Linked DNA regions of Homo sapiens: region 2 is linked to region 1. Evidence: chromatin contacts called from ENCODE Hi-C data. All regions are on one chromosome and are shown on one strand. Each heading gives the region's core, a stretch centred on a gene start or an enhancer-like site at or near the end of the contact. The rest is flanking DNA. Distances are from core to core; before and after follow the strand shown.

Region 1 (3,150 bases), core at 53-2,552:
ATATATATTAAAAAACAAAACAAAAAAAATGAAGCACAGACATGTTATTTTCCCAGAGCCATCAGTCCAAAGTATTTCACTGTATTATTAGAAGCAACAACTTCTAAACATTCAACTATTCCAAAAATAAGATTTTCCTCCAGTAAGTTATCATTCTCACTTGATAATAAGATAACTAAGATAACTTCCCAAATAAACTCATTCTTCATATCTTGCAAATCTAAAAAGCAACGTGCATCCCCTTTCCTGATGCCTACCCCTGCACTGTGCTGACGCTTCTTTCCTGTCTTGCAGCTGTGTGAGCCACACGCCAGCCCTGCGGCTCTGGATATCAGCCATGAAGTGGGACCCCACAGTCTGTGCTCTTCTCATGGATAAGAGCATTTTCCAGGGCTTCTTGAATCTCTATTTTCAGAACAACCCTAATGCCTTTGACTTTGGGCTGTGCTGAGTCTCACTGTCCACCCCTTCGCTGTCCAGAATTCCCCAGCTTGTTGGGAGTCTACGTCACGGCTTGTCTTGGGAACCAATCCGTCTCTCTTTCTTTTCTTTGAAGTTCCCAATAAAATGAAAACAGGAAATGTATTCTTCTGATAATCATTTGTCTGACTCCTCTAGCCTGTAGCTGCTGCTACTGCTGCTTTTTTTTCCTTTTTTTTTTTGAGGCAAGATCTTGCTTCGTTACTCAGGCTGGAGTGCAGTGGGACAGTCGGCTCACTGCAGCCTTGAACTCCTGGGCTCAGTTGATTCTCCCGCCTCAGCCTCCTGAGAAGCTAGGACTACAGGTATGTGTCACCACGCCCAGCTAATTTTTAAAAAAATGTTGTTGAGACAGGGTCTCACTATGTTGCTCAGGCTGGTCTCCATCTCCTGGCCGCAAGCCATCCACCCAACTTGGTCTCCAAAGTGTTGAGATTACAGGCATGAGCCACCTGGCCTGCCTAGCCTGTAGCTTCTAACTATTTTCTAGAAAGTGCCTGGTGCTAATGTCAGAGCACATTTTGGGAGCCTGTGTGCCTCCTAACTCCTTGGCCTTCAGCCTAGTTTGATCTCCAGATTATTGGTGCAGATGCTGATGCTGAGGTTCAGGGTCAACCTATGACTGATGCTTGTCACTACAGAATGGCACCCTCCAAAGACCTCCCTGGTGAAAGCTTAAGAAGAGGGAGAAGGAAGAAGAAAACACTCCAAACCTAAATACCTTCCATTTGGCAAATGAATGTCGCTGTCCACGTGGGCGAGTATGAGTGTAATTCTCCAAACTTTGGCCATGGGCCTGGAGACACCGAGGGTCTTGTGACTGGAAAGAATTCCAAAGCAGGAAATGAAACACCGGTTTATCACCCAGGACTAACTACGTCAGAATTTCACTGGTGCTGTCAGGGCTCAGGATGTCTCACAAAATGTTCTATAGCCGGCATCCTGCCTTAAAAAAATACACACGCCCCAAACCCAGCCACAAGCAAAGGTCATTCCGTTGGATTTGCGTCACACTCTCTTCCAATTCATCTCAACAAATGCCTCTGGTTGCCTGTTGTGTACCAAGCCCAGGGGCACACTGGGGATAAAGTTGAAAAAGACATTGGCTCTGTCCCTGGGAGCCCCCATCTCTCCACTTATCTTGGTTGAGGTTTTAAACCTAGCGCTTTGGAGCTGCTTGTCTGTTGTAGGGATGCTTGTCTCTGATGTGGCCCCTCTGCCAGCTTCGCCAGGCAGTACCACCCCACTGAAGACAGCAAAGAGCTGAGGATGGCTGGTGCCAACAGGTCCCTTGGGCTGGGAGCATCTACTGCCTGCACTATGGGAGGGGGACCAAGTTTGTCCAATGCTGTTTCATCTCAGTGTCTGAGGATCAGCCTGTGATCATTTCAGCTTTGCTCATGCTGGATCCTTTCCCATCCTCCTAGCTGTGCTGAGACACCAGGCAGCAACAGGAGCGATGTTTTGCCTTGTCTGTGCTCCCTAAGGAGCTGTCTGCCACCTCTGCCTCTGAGACAGCCCAAATCAGCCCTCCTCTCTCCCCACGTCTCAGTCTGGCCCTGCCATCTGCTGGCTCTGGGTATATTTTGACCCATGTAAATAGTTACCAGGTGTTACTCTGTGCCAGCTGGACAGAAACAAGCCTGCTTGGTGAGGTGGCCAGAACTTCCAGAAGAGGCAGCGCATGACAGGGGCAGTCTGCCGCACCATCTGCTCCGGATGTGGAGCCCTGTTGCCATGGCACCCTAGTTAATGCTGAGTGAGGTCTGTGAATCACCGTTTTCCTGGGATCTTTGCTCCAAGAAGAGGGGAATCTTCTCCTGTGGCCTCTCATAGGACTTAGGAGATTGATCAGCCTTTTGCCGGTACAAATCCTGCATGCTAGTGAGTGCTTGTCATAAGACCAAAGTTACCACTGATGCAACAGGAAATGGCATGCCTCTGGCTCACCAAAATGAAGGTGTTCTCTTTTGGGGCTCCGCACACTAATTTAGAAAGCTTGAAGAACCAGGAATTATAGAATGGAGAAAAGCACTCATGGGGGAGGTTTGCAGCCTGGTGGCCTATAGCCCAGTTTGGGATTTGAGTGCCTCTTGGCCAGGCATGCTCCCTGCTGTTTACCAGGGTCCTGGTCACCTGCACATCCTTACACTTCCTCCATCTCGCTTCTTTGTCACTTGTCTGACCCACAGAGAAAACTGAGTTATCAATCTTTGAATAAAACTAGAAGGATGTGGCCTGGAGAAAAGAGGGAAGGAGGTAATTAAATAATGCTCCATGAAGAACTTTAAAAATATGCTTCTTAATTAATACATGTGGAAAGAATACATATGGGTTAAAAATACAATAATGTAAAAGAATAGAAAATCTTCCATTATCTTGTGTCCTAGAGATAACCACTTTTAGTAATTGGTGTCTACCTTTTTTTCCCCTTTTCTTTTAAATAATAGAGATGGGGTTTCGCTATGTTGACCAGGCTGGTCTTGAACTCCTGGCTTCAAGTGATCCTCCCATCTCGGCATCCCAAAGTGCTGGGATTATAGGTCTGAGTCATCATGCCTGGTGGGTGTCTATCTTATAAAAAGCACTAAACTTAAAGATTTAAAGGTGAGAGCCTGTATTAGGCCATTCTCATGGTGCTATAAAGAACTGCCCAAGACTGAGTAATTT
Region 2 (3,366 bases), core at 373-2,872, 180 kb after region 1:
CAGATTGGGCCAAGAAGAGGCTGGCTGTTGAGCTGGCACTTTGCGAGCAGGAGATATATATATCCAAGACTTGATACTCAGCATGGTTGAGTAGCATTATTAAAAGACATGGCCACTGAGTGTTCTGGATGGTTGGCCCATCTCTCTTCAGTAGCAAAGTTGACTTTGGAAACCAATTTAGGTCCTCAAAGGGCTGCTTGGTGCATATAGAATCAAAGTAATTAGATCAATAAGTTTCGAGGATTATTTTTTCCTTTTAAAAATTATACAAGCAGGCCGGGCGCGGTGGCTTATGTCTGTAATCCCAGCACTTTGGGAGACCGAGGCGGGCGGATCACGAGGTCAGGAGATCAAGACCATCCTGGCTAACACGGTGAAACCCCGTTTCTACTAAAAATACAAAAAATTAGCCGGGTGTGATGGCGGGCGCCTGTAGTCCCAGCTACTCCGGAGGCTGAGGCAGGAGAATGGCGTGAACCTGGGAGGCGGAGCTTGCAGTGAGCCGAGATCATGCCACTGCACTCCAGCCTAGGTGACAGAGTGAGACTCCGTCTCAAAAAAAAAAAAAAAAAAATTATACAAGCAATAAATTTTCATTGCAGAAAGATTAGAAAACATGATACATAGTAAGGGTAAAAAGTCACACCTAGCATTTAGGCATAAGCATTGTTAATATTTTGGCACATCCTTCCATACTTTTCCATGCATCCTTATTGAGAGTTGCATATTCTAGGGCTTGAGAATAATTCATTATTTTAGGAACTTAGGGCCTTGCAAGAGCAATTGTTATTCAGATTTTATTTTGAGCAGGAGAAAGCAGAAAACCCTGTTCCTGTAAAACCAGGAGTGGGTGGGCAGGGGTGGGCATGTGACCCAGTCTCAGCAAATCAGATAATTACAACCCCTTGGATACAATGATTGGTCTGGAGTGTCTGGAGTAGGCATGTGAACCACACAGGGCTAGCAAGTTTTTTCCTGGAATTGATGAACAGTAGGAGAAAAAGTCCCTCTTTATGCTGAGATAGCTCAATGGGGAAGAGAGGCAAGAAGCCTGATGTCTGCTTGACTGCCACGTGGCAGAGAGCGTGCCTGAGAGAAAGGCCCAGCAGGGCAGAGATAGACGGGAAGCGGGAAGGGGAGGGGGCGGGGGGGGGGTGGGAGAGAGAGAGAGAGAGAGAGAGAGAGAGAGAGAGAGAGAGAGAGAGAGAGAGAGAGAGAGAGAGAGAGAGAGAGAGAGAGAGAGAGAGAGAGAGAGAACGAGAACAGTTGGCATTGTTTGAGCCCTTGGATCCATCCATCCTTAAGATTCCCAGTTATGTTAGCCAACTAAACTTCACTTTCGCTTAATCTAGTTTAAGTTGGTTTATGCCAAATATAACCAAGAGTTCTGGCTCAACCACTTCCCTAGCTCCTTGGGAATAGGGCCCTGTCTAGCCTGGTCTCTGAGCACACTGCCTGCCCCATGGCCTGCGTGACTCACCGAGTTATCTTCTTCTTGGTGCTCAGGACGTGCTTTTCTCCCTTTCATTCTGCCTTAACAATTTCAGCTTCCAGCTCTGCATTGGTGACAATGGGCTAGTCTCTTCTTGGGAAAAGAAGAGCCCAAAACACCATTTGGCAACCAGCTTAAGGGTGGGACCTGTGACTTCCCTCACAGCTGATGGGGTCAGATGGGTGGGCAGGCCCAGTTTTGATTAATATGCCTATAAAGTGGAATTCTGGGACTGACCTCCACTCAACTCAAGCAACACAAAGATAATTGACCTTTGGAAACTGCCTCTGGCAGTCTTTTTATTATTTTTATAGGAAGTCCTGCAAACCAATTACATCTCACAATGGGCCTTTTATGGTGCTATTAGTTTAATGCAGCTTTCCGAGAAATTAGCCCTCAGGGAGCCTGAAATTCTAGAGGAAAAAAAAGCCCTCCATGGACTTATTTGACTTTTGGATTAGCAGGAAAAATGGATTGGTAGTGCAGTATTCCCTATAGTAACTTTTGGCAGTTTGAGCCATCTAACCAAGGTACCAAATTCCCATTTTGGGACCCTGGTGTCTGCCCCAAGCAAAAGGAAAAAATAAATTTGAAAAAGAATAAGCTGTCTCTTTAAAGAATTCAGTCTACAAATCAAAGAGGGTTTATTCCCCTCTTAGTCTGAGGTTAAAGAAGAATGGGAGTGAGAAAATTGAAATAGCACTTCTGTTTGAAGGTCTGGGTTTTTCTGAATGTGAAATTACAGGTGTCTGTCTCAGATCATCACGTTGGCTTTGGTACCTCTCACCCAGCCACAGTTATTTGCAGAGTGATGGCTCTGGGGCCTTTGTCACAGGGTCAGGCTGTGGGTCTGGGCTGGAGAGAGAGGAGATATCATCTTAGAAATGTCACGCTGCCCTCACCTAGGGAGCAAGTGCATGGGGTTTCAGGCAGGGCAGAATGGGGGAAGAGAGAGAAGCTAGAAGGTGACAGGAGGACTAAGGACCCTGCCATTTCCTGGAGTCTGACGCCCAGGTTGGTTGTCCAGCTCATCCCTAGGACAGGGAAGGGAACACAGAGCAGGTCCGTGAGGGGCATGGACATGGTATGCCCATGGGAGCTGCTTCCTCCTTAGCCCAGCCCTGACCCTGGAAACCCCAGCCCCACCTCCTCTGTGTCATGTGGTCATCGGCCAGGTACACTGGTGAGCTCACAGTCCTTCTGTCCCCTTTGTCACCTTGAGGATTTTAACCGTTTTCTTACACTCTTTCCCTCCCAGTTTCTGTTTGCTCTGTTCTGACCTCAGCAGTTCCTGGGCTCAGCCAACGAGGGGTTTTTCTGCAAGCACCCAAGACTGCCTGCCTGTGGGCTTCCTCTGGCTGCAGGGGGACCCAGTTTCGCCTGAGCAGGTGGGGCAGGCTGAAATGCCTGGAGTTATCACATGTGGAGCATCCCTCAGCTATTAATGGGAAGGAGGTAGGAGTAACTACCCCAGCTCCCTGACTCCTCTGGTGGGACAACCCTGAAATATGTTCTACGTGGTCTCCCACAGTTCCCCAGTGTGATGGAGTCTCAGTTGTCCCAAATGGTGAACTTCTTATCATACACCCTGTATTTGCCTCCTTCCTTTCCTTGTCTTAGTTCCCCATCTCCTACTGCTGCTTTGCAGGATCACCTCCCAAAGGAACCACCGACCCCCAAACCTTATCTCAGAGCCTGCTTCGGGGGCCACAAGCTGAGCCAGACCTCACACCTTGTTTCCTGGTTCTGCCCTGAGTGTCCCACCTGGGGTCTGGGCCCAATGTGGCTTGTCTTGCACTGTCATGGGCTCTTTTTGGCTCCCTTCTTTACCTTGGATTTGTATGACTTCTTGGGTCATGTCTGATTCAGGCTCC

Evidence for each region. A loop is a pair of places that touch in the nucleus more often than their neighbours do. Pooled maps may share reads with other maps.
Region 2: a loop to region 1 is called in a map of GM12878, with 2.9 times the contacts of the local background. The contact joins the promoter of LINC02620 here to the enhancer-like site in region 1. A Hi-C loop is called at or near these places in 1 of 168 maps with a recorded cell type or tissue (GM12878), 1 of 37 single-sample maps with no recorded cell type and 4 of 50 pooled maps.

What each region holds. Positions count from the first base shown.
Region 1 is chr10:104,298,834-104,301,983 of GRCh38, forward strand. GSTO2 (glutathione S-transferase omega 2) reads left to right here. Exons shown (of 7, transcript NM_183239.2): 7 at 295-3,150. The coding sequence ends at 451. Among named protein-coding and RNA genes, the nearest start is that of ITPRIP-AS1, 23 kb to the right of the region's middle. RefSeq lists enhancers at 400-1,599, 1,416-1,917, 1,918-2,417. Within about 2 kb of position 1,303, at least 24 of the 41 ENCODE cell types and tissues checked have a DNase peak (open chromatin) inside an H3K27ac peak, as active enhancers do.
Region 2 is chr10:104,478,653-104,482,018 of GRCh38, forward strand. LINC02620 (long intergenic non-protein coding RNA 2620) reads right to left here and starts at 1,623. Exons shown (of 3, transcript NR_120624.1): 1 at 1,481-1,623. RefSeq lists enhancers at 2,207-2,708, 2,709-3,208.